2 separate regions of the Mus musculus genome follow, and region 2 is linked to region 1. Evidence: chromatin loops called from intact Hi-C (ENCODE). Cell type or tissue: left cerebral cortex. All regions are shown on one strand.

What was found. Hi-C counts contacts between places; a loop is a spot of excess contacts. Peaks named below come from ENCODE experiments on the same cell type or tissue, not always from the same donor. Only the 100,000 strongest peaks of a DNase experiment are listed, where the experiment ranks them.
Region 2: it touches region 1 in a loop (2.9-fold over the local background); 12 of 42 quality-filtered maps call a loop at or near these places.

Annotation. Positions count from the first base shown.
Region 1 is chr16:44,764,522-44,772,521 of GRCm38, reverse strand. It overlaps Cd200r1 (CD200 receptor 1), which reads right to left and starts at 6,786. Exons shown (of 7, transcript NM_021325.3): 1 at 6,450-6,786. The coding sequence starts at 6,513. In left cerebral cortex, a CTCF peak has its summit at 4,382 (motif pointing left); DNase peaks (open chromatin) are centred at 4,765, 5,529, 5,852, 6,757 and 1 more place; H3K4me3 peaks cover 1,489 bases; H3K27ac peaks cover 452 bases.
Region 2 is chr16:45,119,120-45,127,119 of GRCm38, reverse strand. Ccdc80 (coiled-coil domain containing 80) reads right to left here. Exons shown (of 8, transcript NM_026439.3): 6 at 4,170-4,273; 7 at 918-998. Among named protein-coding and RNA genes, the nearest start is that of Ccdc80, 29 kb to the right of the region's middle. In left cerebral cortex, CTCF peaks have their summits at 3,181 (motif pointing right) and 4,307; DNase peaks (open chromatin) are centred at 4,343 and 5,934.

The DNA.
Region 1 (8,000 bases):
TAAAATGGAATTATTGGTATTAACTATTTCATTTTTAAAAAATCAAATAAAGTAAATAAAGTCAGAAGGTTATGATGGGCAGGAATATCATGCTTATGTGTGGTAAAAAAATTAAATTAAATTAAATTAAATTAAAAATAGAAAAAAAAAAGAACTGTAAAACCATACATAAGGTCACTGCTACCTTACACAGAAAACAAGACAATTACCCAACAACTATGGGAAAATATGGACAGAGCCCACTCATGTCATGATTCCTTACAGGCAATGATGATAGTTTGAAAGCATCCTGTGTAATCCTTCTCTTTCCACCTTTAAAAACTTCCCTTGCCAAAACCTCTTTGTATACACACATAGTTGACGATGACACATACTGCCAGTGTGGAGCAACTCCTAAATATATTTACTAATCTTTGGGGCATCTCTCCCTGGTTGCTCTCTAAGTTAACAACACACATGGTCACTTTCTCCTTCTGAAGCCCCTTTCTTCACCTCCACCACAATGCCTACGTGTTTCTTCTCTGTCTCCTTCCCATCCTACTCCAATACCCTCTCTGTAAGCTACCTTTCTCCTTGGGCATCTTGGTGTGGGTATTCTCCCAAAAGTCAGGGCTCCTTTATGTTAGTTAGTTAGTTAGTTAGTTAGTTAGCTAGTTAGTTAGTTTTGTTTTTGTTTTTGTTTTGAGATAGCACAGCTCTAGCTATTCTAGAACTCACTCAGTAGACCAGGCTGGCCTCGAACTCAGAAATCTGCATGCCTCTGCCTCCTGCAAGCTAAGATCAAAGGCATGCACCACCACCCAGCCACCTCTATTTTAAAAAACGTTTTGTTTATTTGCTTGCTTGTTTGAGACAGGCTCTAACTATGTAGCCTTGGTGGAGCATACCACCTCCCTCACGGGCCTAAATGCAGAGACTGAAGGTATGCATCACCATCCATAGATAGGTCCTTTGTAAACTACTCTCTCCTCAGTATCTTCTCCCCTCATCCTTTCCACCTTCCAGAATTTCTGCTAAATCTCCACACTTCCTCACCCCCGTTCTACCTGAGCTCTCTGTGTGTATCATGGAGACTGTTCCACCAGCCCCAGAGAGCTCTTCTCACAGCCCTTACTCTGTCATCACCACCTGATGCCCTGACAAGATCAGATTTGCCGGTTACACTTTTATGCCATCCTGTAATTTTCCTACATATTTTATGTTCTTTAATTATTTGCGAGAATTTGTGTAACATCTATCCTCCCTACCAGATTCTAAGCTCCAAATAAGTGGAGTCTATGGCTGTCTTTTTGAAGTGCTGGGGTTTAGTTTAAACCCTTGTACATGGTAGACCAGTGCCCTGCCACTGAACTACATCCCCAGCCCTGCTACATCTTTCTTCATCAAGTATCACCAGTACAAAGCACAGTACTGACACATGGCCAAACACTCCCTTGCTTACTCGTCGTTCAAATGACCAAGCCTCATTTTGGCTGTGACTTATTTTTCCTAAACAGGAATCTCAAGCCTCTAATTGTTCTTGTTTCTCTCTTAAATGTGACTCTTCTTTCCCGTGCATCGCCTCTAAAACCTTCCATACACAGAGAGACTCTTGCTCAGCTCTTTCCCTTCTATTGTTGGTCCCACAGAGCCATTCCAACTAATTCATCCACTGAAAGATTAGGCGACATTATTGGCAGTTCCTTGAACATGGCTAGTTTCCACATACAAGATGGGAGAATTTAATACAGAAGTGTCTTGAGTCCTTTCTGTCTAAAAATTCTTAATCTCCTAATATTATCATGCCTATTTGTTTCATAAGTGAGGAAATCATGTCTAATGAAGTTAAGTAATTTCTTACAGGTGAAAATACCACAGTTAGTCAGATTAAATGTGGCCAAACCCCAGCAATATGAACAAAATGTCGTAAACAGGCCTAGAAGATCGGAGATTAAATTCAGAGAAATGATGTAAGAGACCGGCTGACTCCCCATTAGAGATTTTTTTGGGTGTTAAAGGGGAGGGGAGATCAATATCAACCCATAATTCTACACATCCCCAGCAAATATATGCTTTGGTAATGAAAGTAAAATAAATATTTCAGACATAAATAGTTAACTCTTCATATAAAAGAAAACTGGGAGAACTTCTTAACCGCTAAAAGTAAAATAAAAACTAAAGTGATAGAACTGATTTGGAGAATAATACCAGATAGAGGCTCAGAATTTCATGAAGGGATGCAGAACATAGGAGGCAGCAACTCTAGCATGTATCAAGAATGTGCCTCCCAGAATCCCCGCCAGGGATAGCCCTTGCTCCTATGACTGAGAGCAGTAAGTAGACAGCCTTCATTTTTCAGAGACTTCAAAGGACGGTTTGGTTTCTTTGCTGAAGATCAAGCCCTTCCCCAGGCCGCCCACCTAACAACTGAATATGGCAGAGATATAAATGACCAGTGTTCTGATCAGTGAAATCTCTCAAAACTCCAGCTTACTCGGCTCCCCACTGTGCCCAATGACAGTGGTGACCGAGATGCAGGAATGTCTGTACACAAAACCCCAATCTAAGTCTGACTCCACACCACACTAAGTGCTGATGACCACAGCATCAACAGTTCAGAGCAGCAGAGATGCTTAAAGAAAATCGCTTCTTCCTAAATGGAAGAACTGCCAGTTGTGTCTCCGTGCTGGCACTTCTCTAGGGCACTTCCCCTAAACACACACAAGATTGTGTTCTCAGAACAAATGGAGCCTAGCTTTTCAGACATGCAAGGCATCTAAATTTTAGGTATGAAAACCTTGAAATCTTTGCTTAGCGTCAACGCATGAATGACATCAGTTCTTGGGGAAGAATGAAATGAGTAGATCATAGTCAACTCTCATAAAAACTTCATGTATTTGTGATATCTATTGTTTCTTAATGTGATGGATGTTGACTGCTTCTTAGGGAGTATTAGCATCACTCAGTCCAAAGCTACATGACACCCTCCGGCCTGCTCTCTAGACCCAGTCAGGAGCTAGCAAATCAAGGGAGAGGACACAAAAGCTCGCTGTGCACTGATAACATTTTAACGACTGCATAGATTAATTCTTCAGTCACAATAGAAAGTCAGATGATCACTGGATGGCTTTGTTGGGTAGCAACATCAGCTTACATTCACCTGGTCATACTGAGAAGTTAGTTTATCACAGTGAGTACCTTCATTGATTCCACCTTGTTCTAGCCATTTTGAGCTGGCCTCACCTAATCTAAGATCTGTATCAACTAATTTCTCAAGCTCAGAACATTTCTTTCCTTCTAGTTAAGGCTAAGCATAGTCCCTGTAGGTGATATTGTCTCCTTTCCCATCTCTTCCTAGAACTTGCTCGCTGTTACACAGAGATAGTTATGGCTCCCCAGACTGAAGACAAACATTTCTAGTGCTTCATCTCTCATTTGCCCGTCTGTCTTGCCTTTGAGGGAACATCTGCTTTCTATATGGTGCGCAAACTCTAGATCTTTCTGTTCTCCCCAGGGTGGATAGGCATGTCCATCCTTCATGTCCTTCCTCTACAGTTCCCTTCGCAGCCACGAATGCCATAGCACAGAACCTTCTACTACTTCAACTCCTAATTCAAGCTTTCCAAAGTGTGACTGCCAATCAACAGGATCCCTCTGTCACATTCTCCAAAACTACTGCCTGAGATTATTGCTTCTCCTTACAAGCTAATAGACGGCCTCACCATCAACTGCACAATATCCATATTCTCTCCCTGTTAACGAGCCTCAGAAAGCAGCCTCATCCTTTATTATATTATTATTATTATTATTATTATTATTATTATTATTATTTAGCACATTGTTCGTGCAAGCTGGATCTCATTGTCTCACAGAACCTCCGGGTCTCTCTGTTCGGTGACACACCCTGCCTCCCAGTTTCCTTCTCTATCTATCTTCTTTATCTGTCTGCCAAAACATGTGGGTCAGGGCCCACTCTTCTATAACACTCTGTCTCAAACACCCCCCCAAAAAAACTAACATTCTCAACACACTATGGTTTTAATATTCCTCACATTTTTTACTTCAATATTTTCTGACTTACAATGTTCCTTAAGGATTTCTTTTTTTTTTCATCTCCCTCATTTAGATTGCTGGGAACTTTTAGTCAGCATTCTTGCACATGAGACACACACACACACACACACACACCTCTTAGTATTCTTATTCGCCAGAATCTTGAACATTAATGTCCAAAGGAAAACACACCTATGTGTTATGCTAACTGGCAAATGTATAGTTAGCACAAACTTTAAAAAGGAAGAAAGGGGTTAAATCGATGAGGCCTGTTCCTTGCTTTTCTGATGTGGCATTTAATCTCTATAGGGCTCAGTGTGTCTCCTCCTGTTGGTACCTGCCCCCTAGTGGAAGGCAAGGAAAATGAGTCAAAATTCTTTTAGGGAAGAAAACAGTAGAGGATTGTTGGTTCCTTTTTCTTGTTAGCAACTCATATTGGCAAAACCAGCAACTTCAATAAAAGGTGGGGTGATCTCAATCAGGACATGAAACTATAATTTGAACATAAGAACTTTGAAGACAATGGGACAAAATAAGGAGAAAGAAAAGCCACAGTCTGTGAACATGGAGGTCGTTCAGCCACGCACAAGATTAGATTCTTGTTAACTTCCCCTCGGGTGCTTTATTAAATAAACACCACAGGGTTTGAAGTTTAAAGTAAAATTTAAAAGTAAATAGGCAAAACAAGAGCATTCTATCTATCACTCACCCTGATGCCCTGCCCTCTCTCCTGTGCGAATGGATCTTACACAGAGGGAGCTACTCCTGTCGGCAGCAGCACTAAGCGAAGCCATAAAGTCTCAGCCCTGGCTGGCTTTCAACTCACAATCCTAAGTCATTCTTGGTGAACTTGTCATGTCAAAGCATGTGTATAAAGAAGTAATTTACTGATTGGCATTCTAAACGTTTGATGATTTTCTGATGCCAGCTTGGATTTCAGAGACTTGGAGAACGTAGTGTCTCCAATGCACGCCTTTAATCCCAGCACTTGGAAGGCAGAGGCAGGTGGGTTTCTGAGTTCAAGGCCAGCCTGGTCTACAAAGTGAGTTCCAGGACAGCCAGGGCTATACAGAGAACCCCTATCTGGGGGAGGGGGGGTGGGGGGGGGAGGACCTTTCAGCTTTCAAAATTCAAACTCTGCTATGTTTCCATTTTGTTGCTTTTTTGTCTGATCTACTAATACACAACCTGACACAACCTGACTGGGCTTTCCCTGTCAAATTGATCCTGCACAGACTTTAAAGGCTTTCTAGAGAAGCCCAACTACTGAAAGACTCAGGACACTCCCCCCCCCTTCAAATTATAAACAAATAATTAGCTTAGCGTTTTCAGCTGTGCTACAATGGGTGCCTCTCAGTGAAAAGCAATCCGGGTAAACTGCACACTCCAATGTTTTGTGGTGCTTATGGAAATAAGTACTGCGGACAAAGCACTTCACCGCCCTAAGCTTAGGTTCTAGCTATGTGAAACGGAGCTTTCTTCCATCCTGACCTCAATGGCTTGCTATGCACATCAAAAAGAACAGATAACTGAAAATTCTCAGCAGAAGGGTGCAGTGGTGGATCATAGTTATCTTACGTGTGCTCACCAGTAAGACTATCATGTGATGTTCTCTTTCTGGAAGATAGACCAAAATGTGATTTTTAAAGGAATTCTGGTGAAAGGAAAGAAATACCGTGTCTCCTTTAAATTGTTAAACTATACATTTCAGAGCTAAGTCTGTTGTTCCCTCGTAGCTACTGCAGCTACTAAAAGTGAAACATGAAAAAGCCTCCTACACGAACTCCCACCACCCTTCTACAGTGAAATCAGGACACCCGCACGGTAGCCCCAAATTCTATTGAACTCCTACAAAACTGCAGACATTGAGGCGTGCACCTCCTGATTCAGAAAGTGACTCCTGTAGCCCACATATCTTCAAGATAAAGGCAAATATACATCACAGATACACCAGTGTAACTGTATGTGTAAAGCCTGCAGTCACGAAAAGTGTCAGGAAAAAAAAAAAAAGATACGTTCCCAACTTACACTGTTGGCGAGGGAGACCAGAGATGATAGCTGGTTGTTGGTTTGGTTTTTGGTTTTTGGTTTTCCCCAAGAAGAAGATACAGAGACCCCCATGTCATTTTGATTGCTATGAATATGTGTTTAATTTATCCTGACCTGTCCTGAAGGGGGAGGGGAGATGAGGAAGCGACAGTGGAGGACATTATAGAACACAAAGCAAAAATAAATCAGACAAAGCAGAAAGTAGAGGTGACAAGGTAACCCATATCTGGAGCAACCCTTATCTCTACAACAGAAATTGGCTTGCGTTACCCAGCGAAAAGGGACAAGGCTTAAATGCTGCGCAGAACAGGTCTCTCCTCCCTTAGTCATTCTCCCCACCCACACCCCCCAAAAAATTTCAGACTCACCAGCCACAAAGACCCCCCATATTAAGAGCACTGCTAGGGCAGAAGTTCTCCAAAAGCAAAACATTTCGGTTTTCTGGTTTTCCGCCGCTCACTCGGTACTTTTTCTCCTCAGAGGTAAGGGAGCAGCAGTGACCATAACCCGGATCCCTCTTCTCTCGGGTTGGCTTCTGCGTGGTAGCGCACCTCTTAACCCATCCGCAGGGAGCAGCCCCGTCCTGCCTGCCAACTCCTTCCACTCGCGTGCTTTAGTCTGGCTTGGAAGAGAAGAAACTTCTCTGGGACTTGACACAGCAATGGATTTCCTGTGCAGAACCGTGAAGCAAAGACAGAGGAAGCTGACTGAGTGGGTTACTTTCAGCCCATTGGCTCTTTCTCTTCTCCTGCTGCTCACAGATAAACTGTACAGTAAGGCTCTGAACATGCCCAAGACAGATGGATGTGTCTAAACCTCCATTCAAAACTGAAGAGGGTTATCGATCGATTTTCGCCGCGTGCTTGTAAATTTCCTAACCACAATGAATTTCTGGAAAGTTCTCCAATATAATAATAATAATAATAATAATAATAATAATAATAATAATAATAGTGTGTATACCCTTCCTCAGTCTTTAATGCAGAATAAATATTTCTACTTGAAAATGCCATGGTGAGATTACTATCTAGTCTGGAACCCCACACATAATGCTGGGAGCATCAAATGCGTTTTTCTATTATTTTCTATTATTTCTATTATTACCCTAACAATCCCAAAATGAGAGGCTTAAACACAGCACTAATGCACTGCCCGGGAGTCAAAAGTCTGAACGTCATGATATGGGATTAAAATCAAGGCGTAGCCAGGCCTTTGCTTCTTCTGGAGACACGACCTTTTCCAGCACCCAGATGTCTCTGCGCTCTAGCCTGCGGCCATCGGACATCATTCTAACCTGTGTTCCATTGCCATAGCTGATCGCCTGATGATGACCCTTCTGCCTTCCTCTTACAAGGTCCTTTGCGATTAATTTGTCCAATGAGCATTGTCTGTTCATCCGAAGATCCTTAATTTAATTACATTCACATAGTCCCTTTTGCCACATCAGTGAACGTTCAGTCGCAGACCTCTGTGGGAGGCTCAGTACTGAATTTCCATTCTCTTTGACTTTCGAGGAGTTAGGTTGTTGTAGTCACAGATAACCGCCTTTGAGTTGTCATAGATCTGAGAGTCTAACTTCCCAGAAAAATTCTGTGTAATGTTACTAGTTAGTATAAACTTAGATTACAGTTGAGAAGAAGGAAAAAAAAAAAAAAAACCAAAAAACCTCTGTGGTAAGAATTTCCTACCCCTGAGCAAAATGCTCCAGGAAGAGGAAGAAAACATTGTCAACAGGAAAAAAAGATAAAACAGCACGAATTTTCAAAGTTAGCAATTCCCTCTTCCCTCTTGCCAAACATTAAACTCTATATATTACCCTCCTCCACCTCTCAAGCTTTCTCAGTGCACCATTCTGATTCAAAGGAACAAGGAGATAAGATCCTTAAGAGAAAGAAAGACTTGAAGACATGTCATTTAAA
Region 2 (8,000 bases), 350 kb before region 1:
GTTCATAGATACAACAAACCAAGAGGAAATCACCGAGAGAGCAGAAAACCCACAAACCTGTTCTCTTTAGTTCAAAAGCCAGTTGTTTGCTAGGAGTGTCCAAATAGCAATTAAATGTTTGGTTGTGCAAGGTTGTTGTTGCCAAACTGTGGGACTATGGACAAACTCTGGCATCTCTTTTGAGAATATTACAAAATACAGAACCCATGCCTTAATTTAATCCTGCAACATCAACATCTGTAGCAATCTGTCAGGGACAAACAATGATGTTTCTATTTTTAGGTATGTTTCCAATTAGCTTACTTCTTTACATTCCAGTTTTCCCTTCAGTGGACAATGGAAGCTTGTTTTATTGTCCAGAGTGAAAACAATTATATTGAAAACCAATGACTGGATCTAAACCAGTAGTATGTGTGAAAAGAAAAGAAGAAATGAGGAACTGTGGCTTTCTGGGGGGTCTACTCTGGTGCTCAGCCAGGTATTTCCCACACTGGCATTTATTTCAAAATGAGGGTCTGTGGACGAAGGATGGCTCTGCCTTCTGCGAGCTCCAGTCTGTTAAGTCATTTTCATTTAACTTCTTTGAGCCTTTTATTGCATTTCCTTATCTTGTGAACAGAAATCAAGATGTTAAGACCTCATAAAACAATCATGAGATTAAATGATAGAGCATAAGATGCTTTGAAAACCTTAAAACTCATTATCGAACAAAAGCATGATTTTGATTATGAACGTGGATGGCTTTACTGTTGGTTTGAATGATGTCATATCAAGATCAAGATTAGTCCTTAGTCCAGCCCCTGCCCCATACACAACATGGGCACACAAGCTTGCTTCTGTTCACATACTAGTTCCTTAAGGCATACCCACTGAATGCATATAGCCAAAAATAAGGTTTTAAAATAAGTAACTATTACCATTAATTGGGAACAGTTCTAAAACTCCTCCAACTTCCTCTCCAACACCCAAAAGCTTCAGAATGGTTATATGTCGCAGACCTAACACAAAAGGAAAAAAATTACAAAATTAGAGGGAAAAAAAATCTGAAACTGTCTTTTCCGCCCATACACCTGACAACCGATGAATTTCATGTCACTTAAAGTCTGAAAGAAATATAGATCACAATAAACCAAGTAGAATAATCTGTCTTTGATATTTCTTTTTTTAATTAGGTATTTATTTCATTTACATTTCCAATGCTATCCCAAAAGTCCCCCACACCCTCCCCCATCCACTCCCCCATCCACCCACTCCCACTTCTTGGCCCTGGCATTCCCCTGGCATATTAAGTTTGCACAACCAATGGGCCTCTCTTTCCACTGATAGCCGACTAGGCCATCTTCTGATACATATGCAGCTAGAGACACGAGCTCCGAGGGGGGGGGCTACTGGTTAGTTTATATTGTTGTTCCACCTATAGGGTTGCAGATCCCTTTAGCTCCTTGGGTACTTTCTCTTGCTCCTCCATTGGGGGGGGGGGCCCTGTGATCCATCCAATAGCTGACTGTGAGCATCCACTTCTGTGTTTGCTAGGCCCCGCATAGTCTCACAAGACACAGCTATATCTGGGTCCTTTCAGCAAAATCTTGCTAGTGTATGCAATGGTGTCAGCATTTGGAGGCTGATTATGGGATGGATCCCCAGATATGGCAGTCTCTAGATGGTCCATCCTTTCGTCACTGCTCCAAACTTTGTCTCTGTACCTCCTTTCATGGGTGTTTTGTTCCCAAATCTAAGAAGGGGCAAAGTACCAGAGAAGTCACAGATTTTAGGACTTACAAGAATCAGGTGGTTTTGTGTGTGAGGCAGACGGACTGAAATAGATTTGCTCTTAAAATGATTCTTGCTGTAATATACCAAAATATGAAACTAGTGAAATTAAACATCTACCATGGCTTAAGCACAGTGTTGGATTTGGGGGGTGGAGGTGGAGGTGGGGGGAGATTAAACCTGAAAGTTTCATACCTTTTATGGATAACTCTTCCCCTCAGAGAGAAAACCCCCAGAAACCATCTAAGTGATGGGTACAGAGCCAGTCACAAGGGAGGTGCTGCCCTGGACTGACAGGTTCTGACTCATGCAGAGGATACAGAGGGGAACCCCAGGCAAGCGCAGCTAAGGTTTCAGCCAAGGAGGGAAGGTCATGCCTTGATAGCTTGTTGGAATTCTTTTGAAGATGAAAGGCATGTGAGGTGATTCAGAAAGAAAACAGCAAGATGAAGAGAGTCGGGGTGAGAGCTTCGAGCTAATGATAAGATCATTAGCCCAGGGAGAAAGTTAAAAGCTTCTATATGGGAGGGCTCCTTTAAGGAGGAGCTAAAATCAAGGCAGAATGACATTCCACACAGTTCTGTTTGGTTTTCTACCTTTATCTTTTCCCGGAAGGGTGAAGCATTCTATTCCAAATACTAGTGAGTCATATTTTCAGAAACTGAGGATCATGAACAAAATGACTCCGGGAAAGTGTGATTTGTTCATGTTTCCTTCGCATAGCAAAAGACTTTGCTTACACTCGCGTGGCACAGGCTTTCTGTACCAGTATTAAAAAACCAAACAACCCCTCCTGGCTCCTGAGAAGGTATCTACAGAAAGATAGCAAACCATGATAATTATTTGGTGTCGTTGTCTCTTTAACATGTGTCACACTCCACAGCCCAGGCTGGCCTGGGCCTCAAAAACCCCTAGTTGGAGTCTCTTGGTGCTGAGATGACACATATGTGCCACCAAAGTGGGATTTGTTTTGACTTACATTTCTACTGTGACTAAACCTTCAGTGCTCTAAGTATATCTTTCATAATCAGCACCATTGATGACTCTGAAGAGTTTTAAATACAATTCAGAATATTGACACAATCAAATATTGTATGTTGCTAGTTGTAAAGCATTAGCCATGATAAACGGAGTATACATGAAGGATCCCTGGATTGTCTTACTATTTAGAGCTTACTTGCTGCCTTCCTTTGCATTATTTCATATCTTACATTTGGAAAGTACTTGAGAAATAATTGAGATGTACTGGGCTGTATGATAGAATTGGGTCCCACCGATGCTTGACAAAACTCATGAACACCCTTCCTTCAAAACTCAAGTACAGACTTTCTTTTTTCTATTTTTTTTTAAATTTATTTTATTTATATGAGTACACTGTAGCTATCTTCAGATGAACCAGAAGAGGGCATCAGATCCCATTACAGATGGTTGTGAGCCACCATGTGGTTGCTAGCAATTGAACTCAGGCCCTCTGGAAGAGCAGTCAAGTGCTCTTAACCACTGAGCCATCTCTCCAGCTCCCAAGTGCAATTTTATAATTGTGCCATAATTATAGACAGACTCTTCCTACCCGAAGTATCAAAATAGTCTTGATTTGGAATGTTATAATGATGAATTTTTAAATCAGTGACAGGAAACCAGCCCTTCCATACATACATACCTCTAATGATTCAAACTGCTCGCCTCGGCAGCTGCACAGATCACACTGTCAGCTGAGATAGTAACACTACTGGCCTCACTGTCACCCCATGTCACACTGAACCTAGTAATAAGTTCTGTAGATTATGCAAGTATTTCTGTGGCCTGGTTAAAAATGATACTAGTGCTTTTAGTTAGCCGAGCAGAAAATGTTTAGCAAATAGGGTGACATGTTATTTTTCAAAATATTGAGGGATTTGCAACAAATAGACAAGAAACATTTTCTCCTTTCTGATTTGGCCTTAAAAGGTTCAGAACTAGACACAGTGACACACGCCAGAAATTCCAGCACACAGGAGGATAAGACAGGAGGATTTGAAGTGACCTAGTGATGTTCTGTTTCATAAAGAAAATAAGATTCTGTTTTATTAATTCCTAGAACAAGATCAATATATGGAGAATTACAATATATTAGTATCCAGTATCCAAGTATCAGATAAGTGATCCTGCTTGAATTTCATTAACTTAAGACATGTTTTTCAAAAATCAATTTCTTAAAAAAAGCAGTAAATACTTTCAAACACTTGGAAAGAATGCATAGTTGACTGAGACAGTACTTTGAAAGCAACTTCATATTCAATATAATAGAATATGTGTCCGGGAATGTGCATCTGAATTGGAGTATATTTGGATGTTCCATTTTAGAATCATCCAGGAAGAAAGCAGTATGGGAAAGCCAAAATAAGGTGCCTTCTACTCACCAAAATTGCATGCCTGACCGTTGAGGGCAGAGAGCTGTTGTGAATAGGCCCAGTCTTCATCATTAGGAGCAGAGATCACCAGCAACCTCCTCCTCCATCGGAACCTGGAAAAGATGCAGAGAGCCGCTATGACTGCTTCATACACTAGAGGCCAGTGTAAGAAAACGGAGCAACATCAACTGTTGGGTTTTCCATTCCCAGAATAAAAATCCCTGACCCATAGAACTCTTCCACAGTTTCTGAAAGCCGTTCAGCTGGGTTACCACATACTCTTACTTTTTCTGTTGTGCCTTCTGTCTGCCTGAATGATATGTTGAGTCATGGTCATCATGTCTGATGAGGACACTCAGAGTAAAGTGACACTCAGTTATAAGGTACAGTAGTCAAAACTGTAAAGGAAGCAATCATGCCAAGACGACAGAAGAATGATGAAGAGCCAAAGTCCCTGTAGAGCTCCCCCATGAGTTCAGCAGGGGCTGGGAAATGAGACTATAAACAAGAAAGGGCTAGAAATGGGCTGCCAAATTTTAAGCACATGACTGAAGCAACAAGAAGGAAAGTAAGAAAGTCACTAAAAAGCTTAAAGAGGATCCTAGAAAAAGAAATCTCCTTTTTTTCATTAGATGGGGGTTGTCATTCTAGAGGCAAATGCATGTTCTGATCTCTATCTTATTATCATTAATAAGTGGCAATGCAAACTGCCCCTATGAAGTCTGGGATTTTGATAAAGCCAGCTTCTATTGTTAGTATAGCTGTCGTAGTGGACTAATAGACCTTTTATCTTATACATGGAAACTTGAACTCAAGTTTGTCATTACTACTTTTTGGATGTCTTTGTGCATGTCACTCAGTTCAACTAAGTCTCAAATTTTTATTATTTCTGGAGTAAAAAGTATGTTAGCTTCTACTTCAAAGAGGTATAAAAAAATTAAACTCCCAAACCCAACAATGTATTATCCACATGATGGCATGGAATGAGGAAATCATGTCTTCATTTACAGCTGTTCCCTTGGTCATCATCCATCACGATAAGACATGACAACCTATTTGAGTGTGTCAGTATGTTGTTTTAAAGCTCATTTTCACTGCATAGTAAGTGTGCTTCACTAAGGCTCAAGAAAGCAAGCTGGTTTTCCCACACTTTATGAATGATAAGACATAAAGAAGTAATTTGCACAACTAGTAAATCTAAGGTGGTAGTGGTACCAAAATCCAGACTTAAGGATGATGATGCTATATTTGTGCTCATAGGGTCCCTAGTACAGTATGAAATAAATACAGTGGGCTCCTAGTGGATGGAATTATCTCAAACTGGAGAAGGAATGTCACTTTCTGCCTTAGGTGCAGGCAACCAGAAGGTATTAACAATCACGGAGCCAGCCATTTTGATTATGTTTTCGCTCCCTCTGCCCCATCTAGCCTCAGAATGAGTGTGAGCATTTTTAACCCCAAAGAAAATGGCCTCTTGGAGGGAAGAGTGGTTTGGGGGGAAGTGAAGGAATATAATAGTCTAATGAAATACAAGCTCTGAATGGATGTCTGTCTGCTAAGGCTTGCCAAGGATTGCTTGCTGTGACATTACATTCACTTCCTCTGCTTGTTTTTTCTTCAAAGGGAAAGGAAAACAAGTCTCCCCTGAGGATGGGAGATGAATGTTTTGGCACAGATAGAGGGAAAGGAGCATATGAGACAGTTCCAGAGGCTCCTGGGAAAGAGAACAGTGGCGGCTGCTGGGTCACAAGCTCCATCTCTGATCTCCCTGCTTCCTTAGGAGAAATGCCAGACCAGAGCTGGCTCCCAGCCAGCGTCTAACCAGGCCAGTCTCTCCGGCCTCCATGGAGCCATTGAGTTATTTTGGTGAGGTCTGTTTTAACTTGTTTACCTGTATGTGCCACTGAATGAGGTTTTGATGGAAGAGGGATGAGACGCCCTGTCACAGACACAACCCAGAGAAGGTTGCTTCCCATAAGGAATGATTGGACTTCACGCCCTGGGACCTAAGGCCCCAGCTCAAAGGCACTAAAAAAAAAAAAAAAAAAAAAAAAACCTTCCAGGGCCTGTGACAAGAATCATGACCCTGCTGAAGCCCCCATTTGGGCCAAATTATTCTTCTGTCATGTTAGCTTCTCAGGAAGTGAGACCCTACAAGCTCTGCATGTGTTTGCTTCATTTAACTGGCATCCCAAATTAGTGTGCATTTGCCCACTGTTTGGGGCTTCTGTCTCAGGAACGGTAATTATAGCCTAAAGTACAGTGCTAAAGAGCAGACTGGCTTCAGGGTCTGGTCAGTTGAAACCGAGCTGAGCAGTCTCACCAACCAGTCAGCAAATTTAAGGAAAATTCCCATTTAGGGACTGGCTTAACCATAGGATTTTTTTTTTTTCATTTTGGAGCTCTTTTCTTTTCCCTTTTTGTCTTAGCCCAGATATCAATTCTGAATGGTCTTCTGAGCTTCTCTCACCAACAAAGTATGTTGTAGGAGAGGAAAACTGCACTGGACTACTGTAATAGCATGTACGGATCATTTGCTTTGTACTAGGGCCTAGGCCAGTGTTACCTTTAGTATTAAGTTGCACTTTTACAATAATTTTAAGAGCAAGAATGCTTATTATTGCCATTTTGCAAATTAGAAAACTGAGTGAGAAAGAAAGAAAGAAAGAAAGAGAGAGAGAAAAGAGAGAGAGAAAGAGGAAGGGAGGGAAGGAGGGAGGGTAAGAGAGAAAGAGAGAAAGAAGAGGCAGAATTCCAACACAGGGCTATTTTATTCCTGCCTCTGAGTAACTGTTTATTCTGTTTAAAATTTTAAGATATTTTATTAGTTCTTTAAATATTTCATACAATATATTTTGATCATATTCTCAGCCTGCCAACTGTCCCAGATTTACCCTCCCCACCCACAATCTCCTACCAACTCGACTTCCAGTTCTTTTATTATTATTTTTTTTAAAAGCCATTAAATACAATTGCATTGTCCAACTACGCTTAGGAGTAGGGCCTGCCCTGGAGGGTGGTCTACCCACCAAGAGTCACCATTAAAGAACACTGGCTGTCCCTTTTCCAGCCACCATCAGTCTCTCTTAAGCTAGTAAGTGGGATTATGTGTCTATCATGAAAGATGATGTAGGGATATTTAAGTTCAGAGGCAGTGGATAACTTTAAGGAAAATGTTTTCTAGACAAAACTTATAAAGATCATGACTCCATCCATAAGACCTGTAAATAAATCTCTACACACACACACACACACACACACACACACACACACACGTAAAGTTAAAAGAGGTTGGCTTACTGACAAACTTGCAACTTCAAGTGCAACTGAAAAATTAAGAAGTTCAGCACAAGTTGAAATCTAAGTGAATTTAATCGGAGGAGGGTAGCATTTGAAAATATCCAAACACAAGAATTTATGGGCAACATTTTACATCTGCATGTGTAACAGGGGAAGGTCCTTGGTATCAGTATGGATGAGTATACAGCAACCCTGCGTAGAGGAAGGGTTCCTTGCTAGCATTATTTCAATTTTATAGTGGAGAGATTTTTAAGGCAGTTTAGTTAAGAAACATAAGGTCAACATGATGAGTGTGTTGTAGAGTGAATCTTCATATGAATGATAAATCTTATCTTCTTTAGATGAGTTACTATACCCTAAGAGCCCCAAGTCTCCTGAGTCTGCAGGAATTCAAGACACTCATGTATTAGTCCCTTATTTCTTGAGATCCTGACTAACACGAGGCAGCAAGTAGAGATCAAGCCCATCAAGACTCACATTTAACACTGAGCCTCCAGCAAATGTTTACTTCATTTCCGGAGACCCTCAGCCCTGAAGTAC